2 separate regions of the Homo sapiens genome follow, and region 1 is linked to region 2. Evidence: chromatin contacts called from ENCODE Hi-C data. All regions are on one chromosome and are shown on one strand. The core of a region is the stretch at or near the end of the contact, and the rest is flanking DNA. Distances in the headings are between cores, read along the strand shown.

What was found. A loop is a pair of places that touch in the nucleus more often than their neighbours do. Pooled maps may share reads with other maps.
Region 1: a pooled map shows a loop between it and region 2 (4-fold over the local background). The contact joins the enhancer-like site here to the promoter of ENDOD1 in region 2. A Hi-C loop is called at or near these places in 4 of 37 single-sample maps with no recorded cell type and 9 of 50 pooled maps.

What each region holds. Positions count from the first base shown.
Region 1 is chr11:96,194,654-96,199,931 of GRCh38, forward strand. The region is part of intron 1 of MAML2 (mastermind like transcriptional coactivator 2); the gene reads right to left. Among named protein-coding and RNA genes, the nearest start is that of MIR1260B, 140 kb to the right of the region's middle. Within about 2 kb of position 3,263, at least 3 of the 41 ENCODE cell types and tissues checked have a DNase peak (open chromatin) inside an H3K27ac peak, as active enhancers do.
Region 2 is chr11:95,087,459-95,092,492 of GRCh38, forward strand. ENDOD1 (endonuclease domain containing 1) reads left to right here and starts at 2,388. Exons shown (of 2, transcript NM_015036.3): 1 at 2,388-2,769. The coding sequence starts at 2,470. RefSeq lists enhancers at 1,790-2,069, 2,140-2,199 and a silencer at 2,210-2,639.

The DNA.
Region 1 (5,278 bases), core at 2,013-4,512, 1.1 Mb after region 2:
TAAATGTGCCTCTTCTTTATTAGCCAAAGGCACAAGAACTAAATACAAAATTCCTTGGGGAAAAATGTTGCTATAGGGCTGAGTCCACTGGCTCCTTTCCCTTTCTTTATTCTCAGGAAGAAAAGGCACCACCGAAGGGAAAGCATTAAAATCCTTCTGAGGTTCAATTCATGATCCCTCCCTGCCCCTCAACCTCTCCAGCTTCTCTGACATTTAAAGGAACACTGTCAAATAGGTGAGGCTTTATATTTAGAATGAAAGGCTTAAAAATTCTTAATGACAATAGATACCATTCTTTGATACATATGCTTGGAAAACAGATTAAAAATATTCACATCTTGAACTTGTTTTTCTGACTGTGTCTATGAGGGCAAATGAAATTAGAAGAGCTAAGCATTTTGAACAGTATAGACATCTAAGTTATATAAACCAAGTCTTTCTACTTCACATTTTACCTCAGTCATAGGCTTTCTTTCTCCTATTGACTTGACCTCTGATAGAACCACAAGTCATCCTACTGAATATTCATGCATTCAAATTAAAAAGAAAAGAAAAGAAAAGAAAAACAGTGTCACTCTCTGCAAAGCCCTATGAATCTACACATTAAGCCACAGTGCTCTCCTAGATTTTACCCATGTTTACAGGAACACCTAAATTCACTGCTTGATAGTACTGGGGAGCTTCAGTGTGGGGTAAGAATATTTTCCCAAGAGCACCCAAAGGGGATAAGTGGCTGAAGGAGGAAAGCTCAGAGGAAGAACTTCCATCAAGAACCCAGGGATTGCAGAGTTCTTCATCCATCCAGAAAAATACAGAGGAAGACAAATGTGATTCTTTCATCAGTTCAAAAACTCAGAAAACTAAATATAAATTCTCTGTGCCTTCTGGGTGTCTGTTTCACCAAGAAAATATTGACTCAATCTCTGCTACGAAACATACAGGCAGAAAGCAGAAAAAGAGTGAGGCATGATATACTATGATCCAAAAGAAGCAAGGTGAAACTTGCACCAGGTAACCAACTAGGACTTATACCTCCATAGAATGGACGACCTGTGTGCATATAATTGTAAAGTCTTTTAGACTTGGTCAAAAGGCAAGGGCCAGATCTGTTTACTTGCAAATGGGCTATTAGCAGTTTATGAGAAAATTATACTGTGACTACCAAACTACTATCCATGTAGCAAAAACGACATGTTCCACCATTTTTTCCTCTCGTGCTGATTTACAGTAAGTCACAAAAGAGTTAATGTTCTCTCTCTCCCTTAATCCCTAAAGCAAGTAGGTTAATAGTACCAGTGGGTTGTGTTTATAGAATTGAAACACTGTTATTGTATATGTCAAGAGAATTAAACCTCTCTGATTATCTATACATTTTAAAATGTATCATTTCCTTGCATAGATACATATCTGCAACAAAGATGAAGAAACTGAACATTTAAAAAAGTAAACTAACAATTACATTGTTAGAGAGTAAATGTAAGTAAAAGTGACTATTGTTAATTAATGTTTTCTACACACATTATTAGTGAATGCATGCCTTTAAAAATCAAAATGGAGGATACAATGAGATCATTGTTCGTGTGTTTCCTTGCAGTGATCAGGAAGATAAATAGTTCATCCCAGTTGCTTCGGTGATTTTCATTTTAGGAAAGGTTTGTCATTTTCAGTCAGCTTCAGACAAGGACTCGGCTTAAAAAACCTTTTTCAAAGTGACCACTGTTTTGGGCTGCATGAACATAAAACCCCTCCTCTTGGGGAAATGCTATCTTGTTTTCCTGGATATCGACTTTCTGATGATCCGTGGATACAGAAAAGGAGACGTGTAAAAAAATCACATGCAGGGATTGACCATTGAAGTCAATCAGAAATAATGCAAATGCAAAGCTGTGTGTCTTGCCCATTTACGGGCAATACCAGGCTGGAGAATACCACAGTAGCTCTAGTGAATAACAGGGGATGCCCCCTCCCCATGCTGGTAGCAGGAGGTTCACTCCTTAGGTCTGTATTACTTCTCGGCTGCCCCTTAAACCCTAAACAAGAAATCACTTCTGTCTGTAATGTCTAGGGTAAATAAGGCTAAGCAAAATTATAAATTAAATGTATTTTATTCTCTATCTTTTCAGCCTGCTTAGAATTCATAGTCTTTTCTGTTTCAAACCATTCTTTTTTTGTTCTCCCCACCTATACCTTCTATAGTCCAATGGTTCTCCCCCAACCACCCTCGGCTTTTTTTTTTTTTTTTCAATAGGAGCCAGTACATCTCTATGTGAATTTAAATCACGTGTTATTATTGTGGTCCTTATATTTGAGGCCTTTTCTATAAATGTGGAATGTTAAGCATCAGGAAGCAAATGGCAGTAGGTATTTGAGGGCAGGAGTTTACTCTGTGCCTGTAAAAATCACTCCAAGAAAAGGCAGAGATGGGTGGCCTGCCCAGGTCACTAAGGTCTGGGAGGCCAAAGCTACTCCTGTACAAATGCTGCATGTGGTGTGGTAAAGACCTGAATTGCTGCCCCACTTACTCAGAGTCACCATTGCTTTCTCCAGAATAGATAATGAAAACCAAAGAAGATTTATGTCCAGAGACACATTAGCAATAGTCTATAGACCAAGAAGCCCCTTGCTCCTCCTTCGACATAACTAATTTTGAGTAATAGAAAATAAATCTGGGTCACTTTTTTGTAGCTGTAAATCCAGCCTTAGTAATACTGACCTCCATTAACATAGCTAGTATTTCAAATTCCACTGTAACAGTTGCTCTGACTCTTTGGGGGCTGGGAGGCAATCCAAGTAGCCAGAGAAGCAATTGTTTCACATGCTTCAATCCTGCCACTCCAGAAAAAATATAAGGGGGACTAGGGCAAAAGAAAATCTCTTATTTGTTTTCCATTTCTCATTTCTCGTATCTTTATTGCTTCTCTCTCATCCTTAACCTGTATCTCCCTTCAGCTGATGCCTGATTACCTTCTACCATGTTCAACATTATGATCAGTCACCTACTATGTGCCAGGAAGTGTGCAGTGTGTGAGGATACCAGACCCTACCTACTGGGAGCTTACAGTCTAGCTCAACAGGCACATCATTAAATAAGCAATTGCAGCAATTATATTAAGTGCTGGGCCAAGGGAGGTACCAGAAGTCATAAGAATCCCTCCTCTGAGGGGATAGAAGTGAAGACTTCAGAGGGGAAGTAATGATTCTGGATGTGTAGGACTCAGCCAGGTGAAGTGTAAAAGTAAGGATGGAGGAGAGTGTTCTAAAAGAGGGAACAACATAATCAAAGTTCTGGACAGGAGAGAGATTTGACATATTTGAGGAAGTGAAAATTTTATCTAGAAACTTGCAATGAGTAAGTAAACACCAGGTCAAGAGGAACTGAGAGATTGGCAGACAATGGAAAACCATTGAAAAGGATTAAACTGGGAAGTGATATGTTCTCTTTTGCATTTAAAAAGATCACCAATGGGGATATGGAGAATGGTCTGGATAGGTCTTAAGACTAGAGCCAGGAAGACATGTTAGAAGGCTATCAATTGACCCTAAAGACACTGCTTCAATCCCTTTGATGACAGTGAGTTTGCTTTCCCCAGAGATAGCTTATTGGACCTCAGGACTGCTGTGAGAAACAGAAAATGCTCCTTTACGTGTTGCCTGAAGTTAGGCTCACTGATTTGGGGCATGTTCTAATTCTACCAGCTAGGAACACACAGAATCGCTTGTCAAACATTCTGAGTCAGATATGTCCTCCCTATGTCTTTTCTGAGAAAGGCATACAGAAATTCCCAGCTAAACATCACCAGTTCCCTCATTTGTTCCTCAGATGATATGGTCCATTCAAGTTTTGTAATCATCATGGGGGTAGATGGAGGGTCCCAGTCCTCACAACCATTCTGGTAATTTACTCTTGAATTTACTGGTTCACATGTATCTATTTTGTAGTGTGGCTCCTGAAACTGAAAAACCTACCCCAGGTATTCTGTGAACAGACAGAGTAGAGAGTCTGTCACTGCCCACGGAGAGATGATTAGGCTTCCGGGAAAAGGTGAGAACACTGGCAAAGTTCCGGAAGGAGGAACAATATCCCTTCTTCCCTTCTTCATGAGTCGTACCATCCCTTACTTTTGGCTGGTCACATAACCACCCAAAATAAGGGCTACATTTTCCAGCCACTCTAGCAGCTAGGGGTGACAGAGTGACTAAGATTTACCTGGAAGTATCGTGTGTGACTTCTGGGAAGGGTCCTTAAAGAGAGGGGTAGTCCTGGCTGGGTGCGGTGGCTCACGTCTGTAATCCCAGCACTTTGGGAGGCCGAGGCAGGCGGATCACAAGGTCAGGAGTTCAAGACCAGCCTGGCCAAGATGCTGAAACCCCATCTCTAATAAAAATACAAAAAAATTAGCCGGGCATGCTGGCGGGCGCCTGTAATCCCAGCTACTTAGGAGGCTGAGATGGAGAATTGCTTGAACTTGGGAGGCAGAGTTTGCAGTGGGCCAAAATGGCGCCACTGCACTCCAGCCTGGGCAACAGAGCAAGCCTCCGTCTCAAAAAAAAAAAAAAAAAAAAAAAAAAGAGAGGGGTAGTCCTTGTTGCTGTTGCTGCAGGTATTTTCTCCTTCTTCCCAGCTGGACCACTAGCAGCCATCTTGTCCGTGACAGGGAAGCCCCATGATAAGGTGGGCAGAACCGCAGAAGAGACGGAACGTGGATCCCTGATACTGTTAAGTGTCTCCCTCCTGGTTTACCTACTCTGGGACTTCTTTTACAAGAGACAGAAAAAAAATTTATGTATTTTAACCTACTATTATTTTGCATTTTCTATCACTCACAGCCAAATGCAAATCTGATTGATATACCTTCCATGTTTCAGATAATTTTTTTTTTTTTTTTGAGCAAGTGATGACACAGATGAGTATTTCTTTGTCCATTCTGTAGAATGTGTCCTGGGAATGTGTGCGGGCTATGGCGGTTCTATTGTTTGGGGAAACTCTTTGTCAGTACTTCTGTCTGAGGTTTTACCACGCCCCTCCTATTTTAGGTTTCCACATCCAATAAATACCGTGATGTACGCAGTCTCGCTAAATCTAACTCTGCTTAGTCGAAAAGGTTTCTGTTGACTCATGTGAATATGCATCAGAGGAAAACAGTGACAACATTAATTGGCAGAAAGCCAAACCTACCCAAAAGTTTCCGCATTTTCTATAAATGATGAACAAAATAATGAATGGAAAAGTCCCTCTATATTTTATCAATTTGGACGAATGCCAAAATGCAGATCAATC
Region 2 (5,034 bases), core at 1,138-3,637:
ATAAAATAATGTAAATATTTTTAAAATCCTGTAAAACCTATAATCCTCCCAGCATCCCAGGAGCAGCATTGTCCCTGTGGGAGGACTTGATTGAAGCCTACAAGGATGAGATGACTGAGATACTAGTACCAGATGATCAGGGTCATCATCCAGATCAAAGGGGACTTCAAGTCTAGCCTCTTCTGTGACATCACACTAAATGTGTCCCCTCCTTTTTTTAAAAAAACTAAGATACAAACTTTGGTTTCATTTCTGGGACCAAACATAGTCAACATTTTCCGGAATTAAAACCTGTAAGAAATTTGTTCTTAAGTTCCAATGTATAATCTCTTGAAGAGCTTCCTTCTTTATGGGCTCACCTTACAGATGCGCTGTGAGTTAAAAGAAAAGGCCAGGCTTGGGAAGCAGAGAGACCTGTTTCAAATCTGTCTTAGGACTCACTGGCTGTGCCAGCTTAGGCCAGAATCAACAGGCTCTGGTCTCAGTCCCTGTAGTGGCACACTGGGGAAACAGATGACATCGTAAGATGAGCACAGGCCCTGGCCCTGGGTAGCTGCCTTGACCCTATCTCTGCTGCCACCATCCTACCATCCTGGTCCAAGCTACCATCTCTTATCTGGATTGTGGCAATTATGGGGTGTTTTTCTTTTCTTTTCCTTTTCTTTTTTGAGACAAAGTCTGGCTCTGTTGCCCAGGCTGGAATGCAGTGGCACAATTTTGGCTCACTGCAACCTCCGCCTCCTGGGTTCAAGCGATTCTCCTGCCTCAGCCTCCCAAGCAGCTGGGATTACAGGTGCCCGCCACCACACCCAGCTAATTTTTTTGTGTTTTTAGTAGAGACGGGTTTCACCAAGTTGGCCAGGCTGGTCTCAAACTCCCGACCTCAGGTGATCCGCCTGCCTCAGCCTCCCAAAGTGCTGGGGTTACAGGTGTGAGCCACCCATTTATTCTGTGCCACTTCAATCTACCAGTCTCTTCCCTGATAGCAAAAAGAATCGAGTCACCACCTTTAAAAGATGAAAATCCTCAACATGATTTACAATATTTTTTCCAAACTGCAGGTCATGAGCCATTAGTGGCTCATAGAAACAATTTAGTGGGTCAACACCAGCACTTTTTTAAAAAAGTGAAGTAGAACAGAAATATGAAATTGCAATGCCAATCATAAGCATAAGAATTATTTCATCAAACTTTTCTCATTATGGGCCTTCTCAAAAAGTGTTTGAAGGCCTCTGGCCTATAATAACCTGAGTAATATGACCCCTGCCTCCTCCTTTAGCCCCACTTCCCATCATCCCCCACGCGGTTCTCCGCGCTTTACCCACACTAGCCTTCCTTAAATTCCTCCAATACATCATGTTCCCTTCTGTGGGAGACCACTTAGCACATGGTTTTCCTCCTTGCCTAGTTAATGTCATCCTCCAGGTCTCAGCTCAGATGCCACTTCTTCAGGCAAACCTTCCCGGATTACATCCTGAACCCCTGTAGCTGTCAGGGTCTCACAGATCTGTGTTCAGTTTTTAGTTATCCCTTTAATAGCATGTTTCCTCGGTTAATGACAAACTTTCCCACTAGGCTGTCTTTGTGACCGCAGGAGCCCTGCTCTTGTTTACCCCTGTGGTAATCCAGTGCCTATCTCAGGCTGGCACCTAGGCATTCAGAGGGATAAATGAAGGAAAGAATTGGCCAACCTGTTGACCAATGACGTTGGCTGGCCTCCTTCCTTGCTTGGTATCGGTTTTGTTTCTAACACTTGCACCAAGAAAACCACACAGGGTTATACTGTCTGCCTAGTTTAGGAACTTCCTTTAACAGTATTTCTTTACTCTCTGAGTTTCTGGTGAGCTAAAAAAACATAACAAAAAACAAAAAACTCCATCAAAATTGTATGCGTGTGCTGGTCGTTGAGTACTTCGGTGGAGAGTGGGAGACGCATCTTCATGAAATTTCAGAGGGGAACTCTGCCCATCCACTCCGAACCAGCCGCAGCTCCACGAGCATCTCACGCCACCCCTCTGCATCACCAGGGCGGCCGTGGGGCGCGCGCGATCAGCAGGCTTCTTGGCGCCCAGTCCATGCGACTATCTCTTCCCAGCCCCGGGACTAGGCCCGCCCCACTCGGATTCTCCACTCTTGGTAGCGCGCGTCCCCCGGACTGCTGAGACCAGGCGGCGCGGAGGCAGGTGACCCGCGTCTCCAGTCCCGGGCGCAGCCCAGGGTACGTTGTCAGCATCGCGGAGCGCGGCCCTGGGCCTCTGCAGCCATCTTCAGGGAGGGAGGCGCGGCCTCCCGACGCGGACCCGCCCCCGCCGCCCGGGCCGCCCCGCCCGGCTCCGCAGAGCGCCGCGCCTAGGTTGCGACTTCCCTTCCCTACCCTGCTCGGCTGCGTAGTGCGCTCCCCGCCCAGCCTGCAGAGCTCGCGCCGCGGCAGCCCAGCCGCTCGGCCCCGCCGCGCTCGCAGAGGCCGCCATGGGCACCGCGCGCTGGCTCGCGCTGGGCAGCCTCTTCGCCCTGGCTGGGCTGCTGGAAGGCCGGCTCGTGGGCGAGGAGGAAGCCGGCTTTGGCGAATGTGACAAGTTCTTCTACGCCGGGACCCCGCCTGCGGGGCTGGCGGCCGATTCCCACGTGAAGATCTGTCAGCGCGCGGAGGGTGCTGAGCGCTTCGCCACCCTCTACAGCACCCGGGACCGCATCCCCGTGTACTCCGCGTTCCGCGCCCCGCGCCCTGCGCCCGGCGGCGCCGAGCAGCGATGGCTGGTGGAGCCGCAGGTAAGCGAAGTGGTTCCCGAGCCGGGCTGCGGGCGCCGGAGACCGTGCCGCTGGACATGCCCCCAGTTGCAGCTACCGCGAGGGGCGGGCCGGGAACAGCAATCCCTACGCCTTCGGTGCCTTGGGCCAAGAAACCCGGGTTCCAGGTCCACCCTGTTGCGTCCCCGGAGTTAGCCTGCCTCGCCCCTGTCGAGCTACAATAAGAGCCTGGCGATCTGCGAGCCTTCACTTCATGAGCTGCAGGGCGGGAGGTCCCCTGTGGGAGGAGGTTCTCCCTGCATTTCTGAGCAGACATCCGCAGTGTTTCATTCCTGAATGGTGAAGAGCTTGATACAGAGACCCTGGAGACCGTTCAGATCCGCAGAAAGCCTAGGCTGGGCGCTCACAGGCCTTCGTGCAACTTATTGCCATAGCACTCATTTGGAGGTGGGTAGGTGGGCATTTTCATCCCCATTTTACAGAAGAGGAGATAAACCCAGGGGGTGAAGAGACATATGGAAGACTACCCAGTTAGTAAGATGGGGCAGGTCTCTGTCTAGAAATTCACTGCCTTTTCTACTAAGTAAAGCTTCTCTTCTGCAGAGCTCATCCTAGCCTGAAAATCCTTCCTCTACCACGGCGTTGAGTAAATTCGATCTGCGGTTGTGTTGAATTAGAACAATGAAATAAAGATACAGATTTTTAGAAACGCAATGGGGTAGTTAAAAATGATAGGGAAACATTGACTACCTCCAACTGATGGAAAGATAAGCCAGTTTTTCCTGACTCCTCATATCTATATTATCATACCACTAGGAAATCGTGTCACCTCTCATGGTGTTCTGTCCCGTCTGGTAAAGGTGACCAAACACTTGAGAAGCCCTCAGAGTCTTCCGAACCTGCTGGCCTGCTCTTAATACCTCTCCTCAGTTGGCCTCCTCTCTAGAACACCCTGCCAGACTCCCCTTTGCCCTCTCACCAGCCTCCCACCCCTGCCCAGGCTGCTGGGGGAAGAACTGACCCAACGCTCTCCCTTTCCTGACGGCCACAGCTGCCCAGGACCACACCAGTGGACAGGAGGCTGGCTTTCAGGTGCTTTATTCAGAGCCTGTGGGTTGTAATCTCATTCAGATATTTCTAGCTCTGAGGTCTTGGCCAGGTCTCAAACAATCTGCACCTAGTTTTCTTATCTTCCTCACATCCTTCCACCTACCTCAACTGTTGATAACACTTGTCGAGATCAGGCATGTGAAAAAGACGTTGTCAGTTGCACACACAAGACACATTTAAATCCAAAATTAGTTTTCCACCAGCTGCACCCCTAGAGCTCACAGGGTGTTCCCCACCTCTCATCTTGCATTGTGATTGTGTGCCTGCGAAGAAAACAAATGAGCTAGTTCTTTCCCCTTGATCTCATGGACAGCTTGGGGAGACAGAACATACGTCTGAGGAAATCATGGGAATGGATGCTAAACAAATTTCAGTTAAATTCAGAACACATTTAGTGACTCCTGCTGTGTGCCAGATATTTGGGACCAAGAGATCTGAGTGCAGTTCTGGAACAAAGGCTACCTGATCTGCAGGTGGAGTTTGCTGGGTGGAGAGGTGGTGTAGTATCTGATTAGAGCCATGCTATGTGGGTTCATATCCTAGTTGCTCCACTGACTAGCTATGAACTTGGGCAGGTTAAATTGGAGATAATAGCATAGGGTGGTGTGAAGATTTAATGAGTTACCATATATAAAGTTCTCAGGTGTGTGACACATGAGTACTAAGTACTAGCTGTTGCTATGACCTAAGCAAAAAACCATAATTTAATAAAGGTGAACAAAGTCCTATTAGATTTAATCTGTCTTTGAGGTGATGGAAGCAAGCCTTAGGGTCAGGATGACATTTCTGCTGTGTGTGGAAAGATAAGGCAGAGTTTAGAAGGGAGGCAAGGAGGAGGACATTTCAAGCAGAGGGAACAAACATCATGAGTGAGAAAGGCATGGCAGATTCAGGGATTTGTGCGTGAAGAAGTTGGAACAGGTAAACTAATACAAATAGATGAATGCACTCAATTGCTCAGAATAAAAAGGAATCATGGAAGGGAGGGATCAGGTGGGGAGGAGCCACCAAGGAAGGCTTAGGGAGGCAGAGCCATTTATGCAGCTAGGGAAGGAGTGAGTCGTAAAGGAGCATAGTTTGACAGAAAGAAGTACAGGGAACCAGGTAACATGGAGACCCTGGGTGAGATAATGAGGAAGGGGACTGTGGAGATTAAAGAAGATGGGAAGGGAGGGT